Regions from separate parts of the Homo sapiens genome. Here region 1 is linked to region 2. The links are chromatin loops, found by intact Hi-C in ENCODE. Cell type or tissue: Calu3. All regions are shown on one strand. Links, peaks and the distances in the headings refer to the core of each region. The heading gives the core; the rest is flanking DNA.

What was found. Hi-C counts contacts between places; a loop is a spot of excess contacts. Peaks named below come from ENCODE experiments on the same cell type or tissue, not always from the same donor. Only the 100,000 strongest peaks of a DNase experiment are listed, where the experiment ranks them.
Region 1: it touches region 2 in a loop (4-fold over the local background); 4 of 110 quality-filtered maps call a loop at or near these places.

What each region holds. Positions count from the first base shown.
Region 1 is chr9:14,272,673-14,283,019 of GRCh38, reverse strand. The region is part of intron 2 of NFIB (nuclear factor I B); the gene reads left to right. Among named protein-coding and RNA genes, the nearest start is that of NFIB, 36 kb to the left of the region's middle. RefSeq lists enhancers at 8,002-8,601, 8,602-9,202. In Calu3, for the core only: no CTCF peak of the experiment used is centred there; a DNase peak (open chromatin) is centred at 5,609.
Region 2 is chr9:14,207,633-14,217,979 of GRCh38, reverse strand. The region is part of intron 2 of NFIB (nuclear factor I B); the gene reads left to right. Among named protein-coding and RNA genes, the nearest start is that of NFIB, 100 kb to the left of the region's middle. In Calu3, for the core only: no CTCF peak of the experiment used is centred there; DNase peaks (open chromatin) are centred at 4,669 and 6,299.

The sequences.
Region 1 (10,347 bases), core at 1,055-9,054, 65 kb before region 2:
CATCTAATATTTATTAAGCACTTACTATGTGCCTGGGACTGTGTTAAGGGCATCACATAGCATGTTTTATTTAATTCTCACAACTAACTTATGTGGAAGCTATTATAATCATGGAAAGTAAAGTTCTCAGACAAAGAGAGAGCCAGTCATGACCGAAGTTCATACAACAGTGGTTAAAAGGAGGAACAAGTATTTGAACCCAGGTGTTCAGGTCTGAAGCCCTGCATGAGGAGCTCACCTGGCTGTGCGGCCTAATTCAGAAACTCATTAGTCTGGTAGCTTTGGGAAAGTCGCCCTCCTTCAGGAACCTGTTTCCTGATCTGTAAAAAGGACAACTACTCTTGCCTTCCTGATCAGATTGTTAAGAAGACCAAATAAGAAAGGCACATTAAAAAAGTACACTTTGAAGAAATACGCAAATAGATGAGACTGTTTTAATGACCTTAGCACACTCTAAAGACTATGTTTATCAACTGCCATTTCTGTGAGTAATCACATTAGAAAGTCACATCACTTGTAATTTGGACTTTTGCAAAGTGGTCCACCATGTGTAATATAACATTATTTTAATTTTCACATCTCTACTGTTACTGATTGTACAAATAATTTTGTATATTAGAAGAAAAGTCATTAAACACAATACGATTTTTTATCTGAGAACATCATGCTTTAATAATATTTATGGGATATTTATTGCCCTCTTGATATTGCTTGTTACCACTTTAGTAGGGGAGGAGAAGACTGACTTTTACAAAAAGAAATGAATGCAGCATTTCTGTCTGTAGCAAATAAAATGAGGTAAATAGTTGAATGGTTACTGAAAAAATGTTATCAGTGTAAGGGAATGGTTTAAATATTTAAAAATTGCCCTCCAAATAATGTAACTTAAATCCAATTTATATAGTAGCAGAAGTTTTTGTACTGAATCAAATTTCTGCAATTCTTCTTGCCCCCTGAGTAGACAGAGCTGTGGAATAGAATATTTTTAGAATGAACACTTACCACAAAGTTTTTCCTTTAAAGTTTACATTGGTTTTTTGAAATATAATAAGATTTTTTAAAGTACAGATATTTGACCTATGCAGCATCCATTTTTTGTTCCTCTGGGCATTTATAAATATGGGATTTAGTCATTCTTATGTTCACTGAATTAATTTCCCTAAAAAAAACACGTGTGGGGTGTGCACGTGTGTGTGTGTGCATGTGAACGTGTGAGAACACAACCTAAGGATTATAATCATTTAGTCAAGGTCATAAGTGACCTGACATGCCCTGGAGCATGCTGTTTATAATTGCTGTGGTTAGTTTTCCTTCTCATTGTTTTTACCTATAATGTCAAAACACAACTATATGGAGTTGGTATGTTCACTAATAGCAGTTTATCTCTGCATGGTTTATAGACAGAGTCAAAAGCCAACAACTGTAATTACATCCATGTTTCTAACTTAGCAGCAAGCTAGAAAAGTGTGGTTGAAGTATGCTGTGGATATAGTGCAGCCAGTAGGAATTATAGGGTAAAGTCATTTCTCTACATTCTTTTGGTTTTACAATAATTGTTACTTAAATTTTGTTTTCTGGATTTTACCACTGTCTGTTGTGTTTATATGACCACATAAAGAGTGCTTGAGTTACGTGTCTCTCCACTCTATTTTTCTACTCCTTGCCTTCCTTTATAAATGTACTAGTTCTCCTTTCACTTTCTTCAGACTCAGCAGACAGTACATTACAGTTAATAGTTTTCTGAAGCAGCCTGATATTCATGCTCTATGGAACCCATAAGACTTCTATTATTTGCATTATATGTTTAATTGGATAATTATGGGAACCATGTTGAACTGTTAACAACTGTCAAGCCTTTGATTAATCTTTTGAATGTTCATTGGCATGGTTCAAGTTAGCAACCACAATACAGATTTTAGGTTTTTATTTTTGCTGCTCTCACAACCATTTGAGAGGGTAAAAATGATTTTTCTAGAAAAATATAATATCCCATTTTGGCTCACCGTACATATTGTGGCACAAAGAGCTATGTAACTTATGTATTGCCATAATTGCCTTTGCATATGAAGTATTGTAGTTTAATGAATCTCCAGAAAATTATAAGAAAGTCTTATTTTTTAAATGATCACAACTATATAACATATAAAAGAATCCTAGTCTTCCTCCAAGGAAACCAGTTATCAGTTCGGTCTGTAGTCTCCCTGGCCACCTTCTATACCTGAGGATTCTTTTCCCTATTTTACTACTCGTAAAATAGTAAATTTCATTATTTACAAAATAGGTGCATCCTCCAAGGAACCACAGACACCTCCTATGCACCCACACTGAGCTGTCATCCTGAGTCCCCCCTTGCCTAACGTTGTCTCCTGTGGAAGTGGAATTCCCTGGGAGCTACTTGTTACAGGAGAAGACTAGTCAATGAATTGCCTTATTCTTTTAAGGTGTGTTATAAATTGAATACTGACCACAGGAGCACTAATCTGATAGAAAATACTGCCTCTAATCTAGTTTTAAAATAAGTAAAGTGTGAGTGTAGGGTTAGAGAAGATTGAGGTATTTAAAAAATGATTAGGATAGGTCCTCCTTGGTAAGGCAACATTTAAGTAAAGGCTTGAAGGGGGTGGTGAATGTAGATACTCTTTTAAACACTTGAATGTGTGTGTGTGTGCGTATTTTCATCTATTCCTTACATCAGCCCCATGAGGCAAGATCTATTAGTATCTCCTTTGTACATGTGAGGGAACGAAAGAACAGAAAAATTATGCCCAGGGTCACACAACTAGCAAGTGGTGGAATCAGCCTTTGGACACAGGCATTTTGTTAAACTATTATTTTAGATCAGCCCCTAAGCTGGCTTAGTGAGGCTGATCCAGGATAGGACTAACCTCCTTAGCAGACTTTGTACTAAACTAGATATACAGGACTCAGATTAATTCCTCTTCCTGGGAAATAAAATCCTGGATTCTACCTGTCATTTCCAAAGTGTGTCATTTTGAAGTACCATCTTGGATCAAGTTAATACGATTGGAATGGGCACTTCAGCTGCTATCAGAGCAATCCCGCTGGTTGTGTTGTCATTGTGTTTTGGTGCTTTAATCAAAGCACGAAAGATGTGAGGGAAGGAAAATTGTTTTAGATGAGAAATATGCAAAAGGAATCTAAACATCATTCTTACCTTCTGAGTTCACATCATTATTACAGGACCATTGTTTACATTTGGGAGCTTTATGGTAAGTGTACCTTCTATTGAGGTCTGAGATGGCCTCTTCAACCAGTTCATAATAAGATAAGGAACCAGAGATGAAGAGTGTGAAAGGAGTGTGCAGAAGGAGCAAATACAGACTAGCAGCAGTACATGTTGTGGCCCATAAATATCCATCCTGGAAAATATCTTAGGTGCTTTGAGTTGTAGATGAGCAACATCCTTCAAATTAGATTTATGTTTTATTGTCTGAAGTAAATTATATCGATCTCTGTTGCCTTGAGGGTCTTTCTTTGAAGTCGTACCTTTTGACCTGCCTTCTCTATGGAGCAGTCTGATCACTGTTAGCCTTAATTTCCCTTTTTGATGAGGATTTAATAAGGTCTCAATCTCAGGTGGTCAAGTCTTAGGTAAAATGTTTGTGTGAAAGTAGTGGGAAGGGGATACAACTTGGAGAATCTAGTTATCAGTGTTGAAAACAGGATTCAGTTTCCAGGCATGATGTACTTTTTTCATCATAGTGATTAGTAGATGTAATATCCTCTTATTATCGTAGAAAAGGTAGGGGATATGATGGGAAGACGGGGCTTCCATTTTTGGTTCCATTACCAGTGACTGGGACTTGTGCTTCGGTTTTGCCGTCTGTATAATGATGGCATTGTTAACAATCACTCCTGAGGATAAATTTTGATAACGTGTGTGAAAGGGCTTTGTGAATTGTAGGCACACTCTCTCTGTGTCCGTCTCTCTCTCTGTGTGTGTATGCATATATTTTTCTCCCTACCTCACTAAAATGAAAAATTCCTGAGGATAAGAAACACCTTATTTTTAACACCTGTTTTATAGATAGTACTGATAATGTTTTTGTATTGAACCTATTGTGGACTTTCAGCTTAGGTGTTTGAGTGAAAGTTTCCTAAAGTTAGTTAACACATTTTTTTCCCCTCAGTATGCCTGTAGTTTATAAGTAGCGTGAAGTTCTACTGCTGGAAAATACAGTGGACAAGTGACATGGTTAGCTTTGTGCTCTGACTGGAATTATTTTCCCCCAGTTCGTTTTTCAGTTTGTCCCAAGAAAGTCACTGCTTCTGAATCATGGTGGGGTTAAAAGTCTAAATTCCCCACAAAACAGTCAATAACATTATACCTTAGTAATGACCCTAACAGGGTTCTGTCCCAGCTTCCCGCCCACATTCATTGTTCATGTTTTACTCACTAACCTCCAAACCCAAACATTCTAGGCTCCGCTCACTCAGGGGCTCGCCTCTTTTCTTTCCTCAGCCATTGAGGCAGCCTGAGGGGATACATGGTCTTCCTTCTGTACACTGTTGCTTTTGATTTCCACATGTTTCAGACCATTGGATGGCCCAGTTTTGGAGGTGCAAAATAAGACTGATTGAACATGTGTATCTTGTTAGGAATGTTATGACAAATAACAGCAGCTGTATAAACTAATCTTTCTGTAGCTTCGCACGACTCAATTAACAATGGACCACTGTCAACATTTGGTCCTTTTTACCTCATGGTTCCTGTGAACTTTTCTGTTGGACATCAGATTACTTTTACCTACCAACAGAAGAAAATATCAAATACTGCAAGTCAACTGCACTTCCCATGGTGTTCTCCACGTGATCTGGGGAGGGACTGCCAATTATAATGATTACTGCATTGATTCTAATTAGAAAGACATACTGGTCATCAGGATGGTTGTGACAGTTTAGGATTAATTTTTCTGAACTTAGCACCAAAACTCATGGTCGTAAGATGCTGGTCTCTGAAGTTTAGAGTGACTACAGCATGAGGCAGGGTGGCAGGGACATAGCTTCCCCCAGAGATCATCACAGGAGACAGAAACATCTTTGTGAGCGCTTTGCCATGTAGAAGTCTACTGTTGTGCATGGTAATTTCAAGTCACGAGAAACAGAAATCTCAAGTGACCTTTTATCTCTTTAGGTAATTTCTATCTGTACTTTTTGTGAGAAAAAAGGAGGGTACACTGGATGTTCAAGTACAATGGGGAACTCAGAAAAGCAGAGTTATAGCCTTAGAGTAAGGATGAGTAAAAGTTCAAGTTCCAGCTTAAATGTACTTGACATTTGAACCCCCTGTTTGAAGCCCTTACTTTAGGTCTATCTGCAGAGGACATCTGAAATTCCTTTGGCTTCTAATCTATGGCAAGTGAACAGGAATGGATGACAAAGGGATATAAAGATAGAGCTCAAACAAGTTGTTGTTAATTCTTTCTTTCACCTACGAGGACTAATGAAAAGCTTAAATTACTAAATTCAGACTAGACCATTGTCGCTACTTGCCAAACAGTACATGCTTGTGCGTCTGTCTAATCCATATTTGAAAGCCACAAACAGAAGCACATAATTTGGCAAAACACCAAAAACATGCCTCGGCACACTTCTGGAGATTCTTCCAAATGACTTAATGATTCAAAAATGTGTGTGTGTGTGTGTGTGTGTGTCTGTGTGTGCGTGCACGTGTGTGCGCGGGTGCACATGCATATTGCCTGGAGATGCTTGGAATAAATTCTGCCAGCAAACCATGTGTATTACACTTGTTTGGAGGATTTGAGGATTTCTTTCAAAATTCTGAATTGTAGAAAGCAAAAGATAAGGCTGTTTCTTGGGCAGTTACTTTCTCTTTTATTTTAAAGATGAGTAAGTAAAAACTTGTTATTTAAAAAAAATCTCCTCAAAATACAACATGTAAAACATTCTGTCTTTTAAGAAAGTTTAAGCATTCTATTTGTTTTTGAAATGTGTTTTGAGCTTTTTTTAACAGGTGGATCACAAATAGCAGTTCAGTACAAGAAAAGTTCTTCGTAGCACCATGAAGAAATTTCCTGAATTGAAAAATTATTCTTTCCTAAGCTTTTTACAGAAGTATTTTTTTGTGGCCTGATTTCTGCTTGATATAGAAAAGATGTACTTTTTAAAAAAGCACATAATCTGAATTCAGTTTACAATACTTGAAGATATTTAGGTGACTGCATGAAGCTATATTAATAAGACAGATATGGAAGGCAAACAGTCCCTAAGAAACCTTTCGTGTGATCAGCTTTCCCTCGCATGAATATTATTTTTAAAGTCAGATACTTCTATGTGTAGTATTTTATTTAAATATTGCAGGAACCTTCACAAGATAGATATTATTATTACTCATCTAAAGATGAGAAAATTAGAGCTCACAGAATTTTACAATAAGTTACCCAGTATTTCACATGTAGGAAGTGGCAAAGGTAATCTGAAGCCTGAGTCCGCAGATAATGCCTTTGGCGTTGTACCTTTCAGCCTTCTCTGAGAAAGGTACATTTGTATTACAATTTATCTTCCTTTCATTCCTTAAATTGCAAACCATATTGCTCTGAAGGTCATTCTATGTAGATTATGTTAATGTCTTCCAGTTAGCTGTTTAAGTTATACCTCATACTTGTAAATTGTAAAGCACCTTTATCTTTTGTTTAAAGTATCTTATTTAATATTTATTTCAATTGGATAAGATATTGTTTCCATTTTACAATTGAGAAAATAGGATTGGGAAGCAACTACCCCAACAGATAGTCTAGATCTGGGGATTAAGAACAGTATCTTTTCCCCAACTGTTTTTCCACTGCATTTTAAATGTTTTAAGTCCAAAGAAAATTTGTGCTTGATTCACCACCTCATACCAAAAAATGGAGTATGGCAAACCTAGACCTTTTTTGCTTGACAAGACAAAACAAAAAACCCCTGCAGTATCTAGTCATGTAATTCTTAGTGAACATCTTCTCATATTTCAGTATAAATTGGTAATTTGTCAAGCTATCCATATATGCTTGAGAGACTCTTCATTTTTGGTTAAGGGTAAGAAAGTTTTTTTTTTTTCCTTCCTAGTTTCAGAGTTTTTGGTATACTGGTAGAGTTTTGAACATCAACAACTTTTAGTCTTTTGGCATAATAGGATTAGATAGATTATGGTTACTGAATTCACACAAATGTAAAAGAAAAATAGAGATAGGGAAGTGAGGGAGGAGGGACTTAGTTCTTACTGCCGTATTTATCTATTTTTAGTGCCATTTGAAAATTGCCACAGGAATGTAGCATCTCTTTTCTCCTGCAGACTTAGTTTTACATCAGTTTCTTAGTATGCCATATAGGATAGCATTATACTCATGTCCTTTTAGATAAGTACTCACAACTAGGAAATTAAGATGCCAAGGATATAAGCCCCTGGGTGTGATAGGGTTTTCACTTATATACACAGATATCATTCTTCAAGGATACTGCTTGTGAATGGGATGACTCAGGAGATGTTAATGAGAGTCTTCCTAGCCTGGCATGATATCCTAACCATGGCGCCGTGCACTTTTTCTTCCCTGTTTGCCTCAACTGCACTGATATCGCTTTATTCTTCTTCTTACTATGACTTTATGATTGATGGTTACGAAAATCCCAGAACTGATATGAATTCAAGTGTGTTCAACGATTAGAGTAAGAGAATGTTGGCTGATAAAGAAGAAGTTGACTTTAGTTGAACACAAAGATATTGAACTCTAAGTTACTCATTTAAATATGTGACACAGAAGTAGAATTCACAGAGGTTAACCCCTTGGAGCACTCAGAGACCATGATCCTGGCCTTGTCCACGTAAAACAACTCCCTTCAGAAGTAACAAGAGCAAGGTCCAGCCATTGCCAACTGAAGCCCGTTGAATACACTGGGACGTGGGCAAATTAAGAACTTACTGATAGTTCGCCCACTGGATTTTATCATAGATCTTATCAGCTTCATGGTCTATGACTGTTGATTTGACTTTCTCATGAAGTAAATTAACTTCAAAACAAAACCTCACTATCTCTTATCTGTTGCCTAAACAATGTTTCCAAAAATTGACCACCTTACTATACAGTTCACTTGGATTTCTTAAGAAATCAGTTAATTTAGCTAACTGGCAAACAGAACTCCACCACCTCTTCTCTGGTTCTGAAACAATGTTTCCAAACGATGGTTGTCCTTTAGCATGCTGTCAGAGCACAGTAGGCCCCAATTTTTAAAAGAGATAATTCTTTTGTCTTTAATTTTGTCAATTTTAGCCCAGTTCGACTTAGTTCTTGTGCCTCATGTTGGATAGTTGCTCTAGAGAAATGTGATCCCAGGAATGCTGGTGATTTGCTGTTTTAAAATGGTGCTGTGCTTTAGGTTTCTGTTCAAATCTAAGATTTCAGAAGAGTCAGTAACTGCAAATAATCTAAAAGGGGAAGAGTGAAGAATGCTTCTAACTTCCCTTTGAAATGAATAGCTCTGCCAGAGCAGCAGCTATTAGAAAAACAAAAACGACAAAGAAAAGCTGCTCAGCCCAGCACACAGAGGTAAATTTACTTACATCAGACTGAAAAATGAGGGCTGGGCTTTGAAAAGACATCCCTTCTGACTAGAGGAAAGCTTGTAATTTTGGCACGGCTGCCGCCCTCCTAAGCCCCTGAGAAATTCTGAAAAACATTACGGAAGACTGTTCTTAATATTAATGGATGTCTTCGTGTGTGTGTGTGTGTGTGTGTGTGTGTGTGTGTGTGTGTAGGGAGGAAGAATGCTAGAGAGAGAAAGGGGGTAGAGCATGAGAGAGAAGAAAAGATCACTTAGGAGGAAGAACTACCAGTGGAAATGTCTACTTTCTGAAAAATAATTTGCATCTGTCATTTTTCACTCTTCAGTAAAGTAGTGGTCAAGATGAGATATAGAGAAGCATTCACCATTTACACTTCAAGTTAGGCTTGCAGTATCGTGGCTCTTTTAACAAGACTTCCAAAAATACTTGTAGATAACATTGCTCACTGATGTGATCTCAAATCTATTATATGACATCAGAGGTGAAAAAAAGACTGTTTCCCTGTGGCTAATTGTGGTGAGTGTCACATTATGTTGTACTGTAGTGAACAATTTCGGGGGCACCAAAAGCCTACAGCTCTGCCTCTTGGGAGGAGACTTTTCCTTTGCAGCTCAGCTTCAGGAAACGTGAACATTTGTGTTTTCAAGACCACATACCATTGGGAAGGAAGTAGGGGTGGAGATGCGTGCTGAGATTAAGTGGGTATGAGAATCTCTGTACTGTGTATGATCTGGAAACTGCTGAATTTTATGTAGCCCTCTTTCTGGCATGCCTTTAGAATTTTAAAGTCACACTGACAATAATACTGATCCTTGCTAAGGATATTTTTCACAAAATAATTTATTTACTTTTTAGGCGAGGACAGACGGACCTCTGTGTAGCGTGCCTGACCAGCTTGTCTCTGAGCTGTGTGTCAATGTGTCTGGGGAAACAGAGACAGAAATCTGCCGGCAGGTACTCCACAGTCAGATTTATTTGGGATGTATAACTGTAACCTATCATGGTAAAGAAATTTAATATGTAATTATGGGAACTAGTTGTTAATAGACAACTTGAAAGTTATTTTGAGAAGGGAGGCATTAACTCCCCACAGCCCCGAGTCTTCCACTCCACCTCAGACACTGGCCCATGTTACCTTAAAGGATACAAGGCCTATTGTAGTTTGACATGTAGAGTTACACAGATAATACACAGAGAAGCTGAGTTTCTTTTTGGGATTGATGAGGGGGAAAGAGACGGAAAATGTACTTATTAAAAAGAGTGCCTTGATTTGCTGTGGAGTTTAAAACTGGGAACATGTTTTCCCAGACGAGCAAAAGCTTTGTAGCATTGCTGGCTCGTTAATGAGTGATCTTCTTTCTCCCTGGCGTGCCCTGGCTGGGCATGTTTTCTTGACTTAGGACTGACACTCTCAATATAATCTTAATTCATTTTTAGTCTAGGCTGACTAAATCTTCTGATTTGGCAAAGCAGACTGTCGGGATTGCCATTGTTATGTTTACTCTGGATTTATATCTTAAGTTGAGGCTAAGTAACACATTTACATAAATCAACTCAGCATTAGACTCTAACACAAAATTGTTTACCGAGAGAAAAGACTAATTGTATTGCTTCCTGAGATTTGCTTTCATAATATATTAAACCTCAAAGGATTTAAAAATGTAGCATGTTCTGTTTTAAAATTAACTCTTCTGGGGGTTTTGCTTTTATAAAAAGATAGAATTTTTTTTTTTTTTTTTTTTTTTTTTTGCGAGAATTGATTATAGCTG
Region 2 (10,347 bases), core at 1,288-9,287:
GGACCTAAAAGCTTACATTTTTGTGCTCTACCACTGCCCATATATATTTACTTTCTTACCTTCATTCTGACTTAACCCAGATTTACTTACCTATCTATTTTATCTCAGTGGCAGGAGTATTTTTTGTAAGTGTTCTCATGTCTTTTGGGGGAAAGAAACAAAGTATAAAATAATAAATCAATATTGACATGGTGAAGTAATATCTTGAATGAGATAATTAGCAATATGAGTGTTTGGAGCAGGATTTTTGATGAGTCTTCCAAAATAATATAAATTTAGAGTTTGCTTAGTTTGTGTCTTTTTTTTTTTTTTTTTTTTTGAGATGGAGTTTCACTCTTGTTGCCCAGGCTGGCATGCAATGTTGCAATCTCGGCTCACCGCAACCTCCACTTCCTGGGTTCAAGTGATTCTCCTGCCTCAGCCTCCCAAGTAGCTGGGATTACAGGCATGCGCCACCACGCCCAGCCAATTTTGTATTTTTAGTAGACACAAGGTTTCTCCATGTTGGTCAGGCTGGTCTTGAACTCTTGACCTCAGGTGATCCACCCACCTTGGCCTCCCAAAATGCTGGGATTACAGACGTGAGCCACCGCGCCCAGCCTAGTTTGTATATTTTAAAAGAATTTCCTAGCATTATTGAATAATTAGATAATGTATATCTTATCTTTTGGTTGCTCTTGCCCATTCTGGAAATAATTTATAAGAAGATCTAATTTAGATTCTATCTGCTGTTAAGTGTGAATTAGTGTGAGTTGCATATAACATATATAAAAGCTGTAACCTGGGAAAAAGTTATTATCTGGAAGCTTTAGAAATTAATGTTATTCTTTCTTAAGTATCATCAGGAAATTAATCAAAATGGCCACCTTGATACCAAAAATAAGGTTTTGGGGCATAACATCCTTATGAATTCAAATGTTAGTCATTTCACATATCTTCCACTTTATTTCATTAAGTCCTTCCTAGTAGACACTGTTCAAACATTATTCACCATTTACTAATGCTGTTACAACATTATTTTAGAAGATGGATATGGATAGCTGTTCTAGCTTTTAAAGTTTTCAGTGTAAAGCACCATGTGCTAAACATTGGCCAGGATATTCTGTATGAAATGGCTTTAGTTACAGGCCTGTCTGACAACAGTTTTCATCAGAAAAGTATGCTTATTTTCCTTTCTTTTAGAAAATTTGGCTGAAAGCAATTTTGGCAAAGTCAGCATAGCCTTAAGTGTCACATGAGAAAGATGGAATTGAAGTGGCTGTTAGGTAGACCTGACCTGGGTATGGTGACTGTGGTGACATGAGTCCTTTGGAGGACACAGCGTCTCTCCAGCATCTCTCTTCTGAGGTTCACTCTCTTTTGTAGGGGCTTACCCCCTTGTCAATGCTACACACACACACACACACACACACACACACACACACACACACACAGAGGGAGAGAGAGAGAGAGAGAGAGAGAGAGAGAGAGAGAGAGAGAGAGAGAGAAAGAATGGAGAACCTTCCTTCTTACCTGTGGATACAGATGCACCTTGGCAGAGCCCACTTGCCTCCTGCTTCCGGCCTTTCTCAAACCAGACCTTTTTTAGTTTCTACTTCATCCACACAGAGACTTAATAGTGGCCAGTAAAGTGACTTGAAAAACGAATACATGCCACCATGTTAATGCACACCTTTCCAGTGGGATAAGCTCAGCCTGAGTGCCAAATTGTATTTCTTTGCACATGATTATCAGTTAAAATTATTTATATAGTTTGTTATTCATTAAATTTATTTTAGGAAAGTACACAAAGAAAAAATTGTGACCAGGCAATTAGGTAGCTTCTAAGGTAGCCATTGCCAACCTATCTTTTGTTATGAAGATGAAGTCTGTTATTTCTTAATATTGAACATTATTTTTGACTAAATTTAAATTCTACTGTATGCAATAGAATTGAAAATATACCAGCTTTATCGTCATTACCAAGAGTGATGATGATGATACCTCCTATTTATTGCCCACCCCCCATGAACAAGGTATCGTGCTGAGAATTTACATAAAGCAATTCAGTTAATTCTCAGTACAGTGCTGCTTGGGAGAGATTGCTATTTGCCTTTTACAAGATGATGAAAGAAGCTTGGAGATGTTGAGTCATTTATCTGAATTACAAAGCAAGTGAGTGGGCAAGATAGTTGAAAATTCTTTATTAAATTTGCTTTGATAACAAAAGTAATGTTTGCTTTTGGTAATACAATTGGAGTATTACAGAGGAAGTTATGCATACCATAGGAAGCTAGACTGGTTTTCAGTACATTATCCAGAAGAACAAAAAGTACTGTTAACAAATGGGGCATCTTTATCTTTATCTGACTTCTTGAGAATAATCTTTGTAAATTATCTGATCACTTTTTAAGTAGTAGTTTTTTTAAATGACTTTTTGATGACATACTTTCAACTTTCTTTGCAATAGAATCAAGGTGCATTTTAAATTTAGAATAAGCGAGGATTTTCAGGACCATATATCTTTTTACACATTTGCTTTCTGACAATTTTTCACCCCCAAATACTCAAACTTTTACTTATTTATTAGTTAACTTTTAATAATCGTTTCTTCTTAACATAGTCTTAGTATATGCAGATGTTTAAGGTTTTCATTTTCACTGCTTTTCATTTAATACCATTAAATGTATACCAGAGGTTACATTTTTCAAGTTTATTGTTCTGAGTATTTATGCCTGCTCTTTTTCTTCGGTTCCAATATGCTGGACAGTCTATGAGAAACTGATGTGAAAGTTGATGTCTTTGGAGATTACGTAAAAGCTGCTTTAGCCATTATTTTTCCATTTCTTGCTCTGCTAAGCACCCAATTGTTGAGCTTGACAGAAGATCATTTTACTGAGCTATTTACTTTGAAAAATTATAAGTAATATACTTACAGAAAATAATTAAATACTATATACAGGTAAAAGTGAAAAGTAAATCTCTTCCTTCTCCTTGTTTCTCCTTTGGCCGTTGCTCCCAAGCCTAAATTTCTTGTTTCCACATTTTCTTAATGGGCATGGAAGCATAGGTATGCATGTGTATACACGTACTTTATGAAGTCAGATCTCTTTAAATTCCAATTGTATAGGATGGCTCTCTGCACTGTGTGTGCCTCCTTCCTGTGTGTACTGGACTGTGGGATAAACAGCTCTCAGCAGGATATTCATATTCAGTAAAATAAATGATGAATTTCCAATGGAAAAGAGAGTCAGGACCAAGAAAATAGAAACAGAGACTGAAAATATGGGAAACAGTACAAATTTATAGACCATGAAGTTCAAAAATGTTGGCTGCTAAATTAGCATCATGTGTTTAAAAAGTTTCCTGGTAGTTATGTAAAAAGCATGATACAATCCATAATATGATTTTGTTTTACTCTGAAGGAAGGAAGTATGGCAGTTTCTTAGAGGAAAGCGTGACTTTTCTGTTAGGCTGCTGGGAGCTGTGCTGCTGAGATAGTGTGGGTGAAAATGGGATGTGGTAATGTGTGCTTGCTGAGGAGCTGAGATGTATCCAGTTCCATAATTTGCCTTCAGGACCAGCTCCCTAATGTGTGGGCCTCTTGTTCAAAAATTAAGAGTTTCAAGATGGTGACAGAAGAGCATGAAGCCAAGCATGGGGACCACGTAAGTGGGGCTCTATGTGACTGCATGGGTCCATGCTCCTGACACTGGCCCTGTGTGCTTTGAGATCCTTGAGCATGCTCAGGACCTGTGAGGAGAAGAGCAGGCTGGTGGGGAAGGGGAAGTTGGTGCCTCATTCAGGGATGTGCTCAGAGAAGTGCAGGTTCTCTCTTTGGGCTTTCCTTATCTCTGTCGCTTCTTCAGGAAGGGGAATTAATGGGGGGCTAGGATGTGGCCTATTTGGGGAGCAGAGTGGGGAGTAATAAAGAAGGGTTGAGGAGGGCTCTGCTAGAAATATTGGAAACGAGACCTGATGCATAGCCCGAAGGTGGCATCGATTCTTAAGTAAAATGATGTGAGGTGAAATGAGGGGACTCTTCCCCCCTTAAATTTGGAGCAGTGGGAGTTGGGGGTATGTTTACAAACCACTTCTGGAATGTTGAGAACAGAGGCAAGGAAGCATGTGATAACAGTTCCTTACAGTTTTAGGACACAGGGAACACATTTTCCTAAGAGCACAGATGAGGGACATAAAACTCAGCCCAGCAGCTTGGGGTATCAGGAAAGGCCCAGAAAGAGATCCTGAGCAATGCATCTGGGTGGAGACCTGGGTGTCCACATACTGTTATTCATTTAGCACTTTGGACTTTATGCTAAGGGCTATGGGGAAACCACTGAAGGCTTCTGGAGAGAAGCTACATCAGACTTTCATTTTCTGAAGTATTTCGGTTTCCCATGTTACTGTGTAGCAGTGGTTCCCAAAGTTTGGTCCCACGACCAGCAGCACTGGTCTGACCTGTGAGCTTCTGGGAAATGCAGATTCATGGGCCCTATCTGGACCTATTAAATCAGATCTCTGAGGATGGGCCAGAAACTCTGTTAGGACAAGCTCTCTGGGTGATTCTTGTGCATGTTAAAGCTTAAGAACCACTGCTGTGGAGAATGGATGGTGGACCTGACTTAGGAAGTGTTTATTACAGATCCCTTATGTGACTAACAAGGAACCTGGGGGCCCGCGTTAACTTTCCAAAGATCAACCTGCTGGTGGATAGGTAACTTTCCAAAGATAAGTAACTTTCCAAAGATCAACCTACTGGTGGATGGTAATCAAGAAATACCAGTTACCTGACTGTGCCCAGTCTTTCTGCCATGGAAACTTCCCAGGCAGTGAGAAGATTATCATAGCATTTTAAAAAGAAAGGTGTAATTATATGCTATATTACCTTTCAGAAACAGCGCTTACAAAAATACGAATGGAAATAGGCAAATAATGTAGTGCATAAACATGATTGATGTATAATTTTTGATTTTATCACATTTTATATGTGATGCATATTGTGTTTGTGTGTCTCTGAGACTGGAATGGGGAAGCAGGAAGTAGCTGTTATCTTAACTTAAGCTAATTATTCTCTAAGCAGTGAATTTACTAGGGCTATGACCTTGGGTAAAACATTTAATCTCTGTGAGCCTCAATTTCCTTATCTATGAAATGGGGATAGTAATATCTACCTAACACAGTTGTTAGCGTAAGGTGGCTTATGTGAAAGTGTTTTGTAAGTTGTAAAGCATTTAAAGCATTATAAGTGTGAGCAGTATTTTTTTATCATATAACTTAAATCCAATCATCTAGCAAACATTTATTAATTATATTATGTGAAATATTGTAAGTGTAGAGTTTTAAACATGTTTTTTTTTTTTCCCAGAGGAATTATAACCTTTTGAGATGATTACCTAAATTATTCACACTATTACTCAGTGGTGAACCCATTCAAACAATATGGACAATTTTATTAGAAATTCCCAAATCTATATTTTGGATTGAATTTAACCTAGTTGTTAGTTGTTTTCTAACCTTGTTTTAATTTTTATTTTTAGTAGGGATACTTAAGCACATTGTGACATGGTGTACTGTACTTTAGTATGTTTAATGTTGCCCTTAAGGAGATCATTCAGTTTAATAATTAAATGAGTATATAATCATTTGTATAACCTTCCAGGAAAGCAACAAAAGTGCATGAGCAATTTCTAAGTAAAATTAAGTCAGTGAGTGGTTTATGTGACTCATCAACCTTAATGTGAATTGGAGTAGTTTTGCTTTCATCAATTGGAAATAAGTATTCTAATTATTTGTATGAGTCTTTTGGTTGCCCAGTTAAGCAGTTAGATGTTCCTTACAGCCGTAGGCTAGGCTTTCTCAGGGATTTATTAATTTATGCCTCTTTCATGTTAGAATGGTTCATTTTTAAGGAAAGTCCAGTTACCTTTAGAGATGACACTTATTTTATGATAAATGGCAACGTATTTGCATTAACACTAAGGCCATATTCCATTTCATATGGGCTAAATTGCAGCTACCAATAAAACCCAGTGGTACATTATTTTGATGTGGGTATTCTGGTCAGTGGAGAGATCATTCTTTAAACGCTTTAATCTTTTAAATGTCTATTCTTTCTAGAGGCTGAAGAGCTTTCTAAAGTGTATACCTCCTTTATTGAAAGTACAATATTCATGTCACAACTCAAATCACTTTTAATAACAATATGCTATACTGTTCAACTCTGATTTCCTTTTGGAGTCTACGAGAGGGCTGACGTGGAGGGGCCCACCAGCTGGGGAAGCACAGCTCAGACGGCCCCGCAGGGTGGATGGCACAGAATCTGATATAAACGGGTAAACTTCTGGCCATTGCCCTGGTCACCAACTCCTTTGACTTGTTTTGTCCCTGGCTCTGGATTCTGTCTTCTGGATTCAAATTGCAGTTTGTCCAGTTCCGTGCCTTGAGTAACTATACTAGTATTTTTTTAAGGTAGACAATGGGAGTGGTCAAAGCTTTTATCTATTCTCATTATTTTTCAGCACAGTGTCATTTTAAAGTGAGTAGAATTATTTTTTTAACTTTGTTTCTTAACCAGTGTAGACCCAATTTATGTATTCCCTATATCCTGTTTCTGTGCATTTCCTTGCTGTTTCTTACTATCGATCTAGGATAAAATGTATTTCTTTTAAGAAACTTCCCAGGTCCATTCATATCTGAATCCAGGATGTTTTTTGAGTGCAGTTTTTAAAATTGAATTCTAATTCCAGATTTTAAAAATAGCCCAGGTAATATTACTGTTAATCACACAGAAAAACTATTTTTGAATACAATATTGTAGAGGATTAAGCTAAGAGCACTGTTGTTTTGAAATGAAAAATTTTAATTTTACCGCAAGTTTTTCCAGGTTGCAGTGATACTTAACATTGTACAAATACATGTATGTAATTAATACTTTAAATTTTTAGGGAATGATTGTTGAGTATCTGGCTTTCAGTCCAAACAGAGACAAAAATGATCATGTATACAGAGAAGCAGAAATTCAGTACGGTTTCAACCTATTAATTAGACTTTCCTTTACTTTCCTATAATCAAAGGTGAGTAACTTCCCAGAAAATCCACAGTGTACAAGAGATGCGGCTATTTTGATACATATTAGCACTGACACAAATGAAATTTGAAATGGGAAGTTTTTTTAGGACTCAGTGATGAATGTTTACATTTGAAAGTTAAAAATTTTCTTTCTGTTTTTTTCCAGTAAAAATTCAAAACAAATTAAAACAGTGAATGATGTTTTCTATTGTACTTATAGTAATCATCTCTTCTGCTTGAAGTTTTATTATTTGGCCATATAAAGTGACAGATCATTGTAACCAATTTGTGGTTTTAACCATCAGAAGTAATTGACTAACGATGCTATTTATATTTGGTTAGGGATTAATGGAGGGGTGTGGGTGTGTGTTTGTGTGAGTGTGCACATGTGTGTATGTATACTTACATTTTAGCGTATTTTCTTCGTAAGTGAAGTGCCAAAAACAATTTGTAAAGCAATTCTGTTTTTTTTGGTGTTCTCAAACTCAAGGGTTTTAATCACTTTTTAAGTTCATTTTTCGTTATTTTTAAAGTTTTGAATTATTTTTTGCAAAAATCTTAAAGTAAAAAAGAACTTTTATCTCTAGAGTGGAACAGATGAAAAGGGTAGAGATCTTAACCACAAAAAATGTTTTAAATACCCTCTACATTTACTACTTTACACGTACAACTTGGATGCCTCTCTATATATTTAGTTTCATTCAAGTTTTCCAGTTTTCATTCTAAAAAGGAAGCAAAATACAGAATCCTTTTTCCAAAGGAAAATGTTTGTAGTGTCATGAAAAATGAGAACAGATGGCATTGTAAAGCTTTGGGGAGATGTGTAGCGCTTCAATTCAAATTGTTAGGCAAAGTCGGAGACAAATACATAGCTACCAATTGTTGTAGTTATTTATATGACTTAATTCAAGTATGTAAAACAAAAACGTAGAAAGGATAGAATTTTGCTTCTTGTATTAAATAAAAAGCATTTTTGTAATTTATGATCCAGCCCTCACCAAGTGAATGCCTAAGCAACCAGGTTTTTTTTAGGAAAAAAAAAAATAATCAGGAAAAGCAGTTCTAGTCATTTAAAATGTATCCTGTACTTTTGGGTTTCACAGTGGGCAAGTTTACCCAGAGGCAGTGTGACAGCCTATTAGCAAAATAAATAGATCTTCCAAACTTGTAGTCCTCTGCTCTTTTCCCTCCACTTTTAAGTAAATTAGCTTTTCAGTGCGTCTGGGCTTGGGTTGTGGTAGGATGCATTAACTTCTCCCCACACTGTTCTGATTGCGCAGCAAAGCGTCCATTACCAATACCATATCCAAAGTGACGTTTCCATACAGGCTGCCTGCTGTTTCATTCATAACCACAAAACAAACTGAAATGACTTTACTTCTTTTTACAACTTGCAAAGAGTTAATGGACTGTGCTGGCCCCCTGCCAAAACCTTTAAGAAACTTTATTAATGTGTTATGAGGCTGGGACACCATAGTGTGGGATTTTATTGGTTATTCATCTTAATGAATAAAAATATGTATGCACAATTAAAGCCACATTCTCTAGCAATTGCCTTCTAATAAATGTTGAGTCTTTGTCAGTGCCCGTCATTGCATTTGCTTATCGATTGTGATCCTTTTCCTTCCAAATCCTAAAGTTACCAGTAGTGCAATTACGTGAACTTTAAAGAAATACCAGCTTAGTATTGGAAACGAGCAATTATTCAGTGATGAAAAGAACATAAGCATGTCATAAAAATGAATTAAAAATATCTCCATGTCAGAAACAGTAGTTATAATCTGCAGCATTTTTCCCACTATATATGAAAAAGGCTGGGCTGTGATGTATTGATGATTCATAAGACAGAGGCAACATAATTTTGCTGTAGATCATGTAAGAAAGTGATAGTGGAAAAAAATAACTTGTTTACTCTGACATGCTACTTATCAGAAAACATTTCATTTTTGTGTACATTTTTGTTGTTCTTTCATCTCTGACTGTTTCTTCTTTTCCCTTATGGGTGGGGTGTTGCAAGGAAGAGATGAGGGCAGAAATAATATCATATTGGAAACTAAACTTAAAAAAAAGACTGAGTGAATCAGTGGGTCTAGATGAATTTAATACTGGAGTTGTTTGAGAAAAGATGAATATTTTTGCATTTTTTTGAATATATGCTTTGTCCTCTGAATAGAATACTGTATATCTTCAAAACATTGTTGAATGGTCCTCAGTTTATGAGAATAATCCCAAGTACCTAAAATGAGGGAAACTTCCAGGATGTTTTTTGGCAAAATGATTTTCATATTATGGTCATTGGAATAGGATAATTTTATACCACTCTATCAAAAGTACTTGTGAAGAGTCCTTAAGGAAAAAAAAAAAAAAGCTCTTTTAAGTAAAAATACCAGGAAAATGAACACATTACAACTTCAAAGTAGTAAAATAAAAACTTAAGTCACGTCTGTTTTTATGAATTTAGTCGTAATTCATACTCACATTTGAGACATAAAGTAATTTCTTGTTTTGCCACAAGTAGACGTGAGAATAATTCAGTTCTTCTTGAATTAGCAAATTTGGAATGAGGTGTAATTTTTTTCTTTTTTAGTACAATTTAACCTTGATGTCGGAAGGATTGCCAATTGAAAGAAAAAAAATCTAAACTGCCACTACACTGAACACGTATCGATTTACTCTCTTAGTCTTTTTTTTAACACCACGTATTGCTTTGTTGTATAGATGAATTAGAACCTGTCTGGAGTTTAAAAAAATGGCCTACCCTGAGGTCATTAAAATCAGATTACAAATATGGAATAAAAGTGGAAAGATGATTCTAAAATGACTTTTGGGGTATAAAACTATTTAGGGAGTGGGAAGTGACCTTTGAATTTAGATTTTGAACATTGTGTGCAGCTTGTCATCTTTTCAAGTCATCATGCTGAGGCATTTGGCCTTGTGAATCTGATGGTGCTGTGCTCTGTATGGGAACCCACCACCTAAATTCAACCAAGGAAATGTTTGACCTTGGGCTCTTTCCTTGAGTCTCATTTAGCCCTGTGTGAGAAAGTGGTGAACATTGTGTTGGTGGATCTGTCTTTCAGGTGGCAATGGAAACGGGCTCTTCTCTGTGGTCATGTTGTCTCTGTAGATAAACCATCAGACCTTGAACTCTGGTTAAGTACAGCCAAGACCGTAGTAACATTCATGTGAAAAATGACACGTGGGAGAAATTAGACTCTCATTTACGAGATGTGGCTTAGAGGGGGATTACTTGATCCTGTGGTGAAGCTTCAGGACTTTGGTGGGAGATGAAGAGGT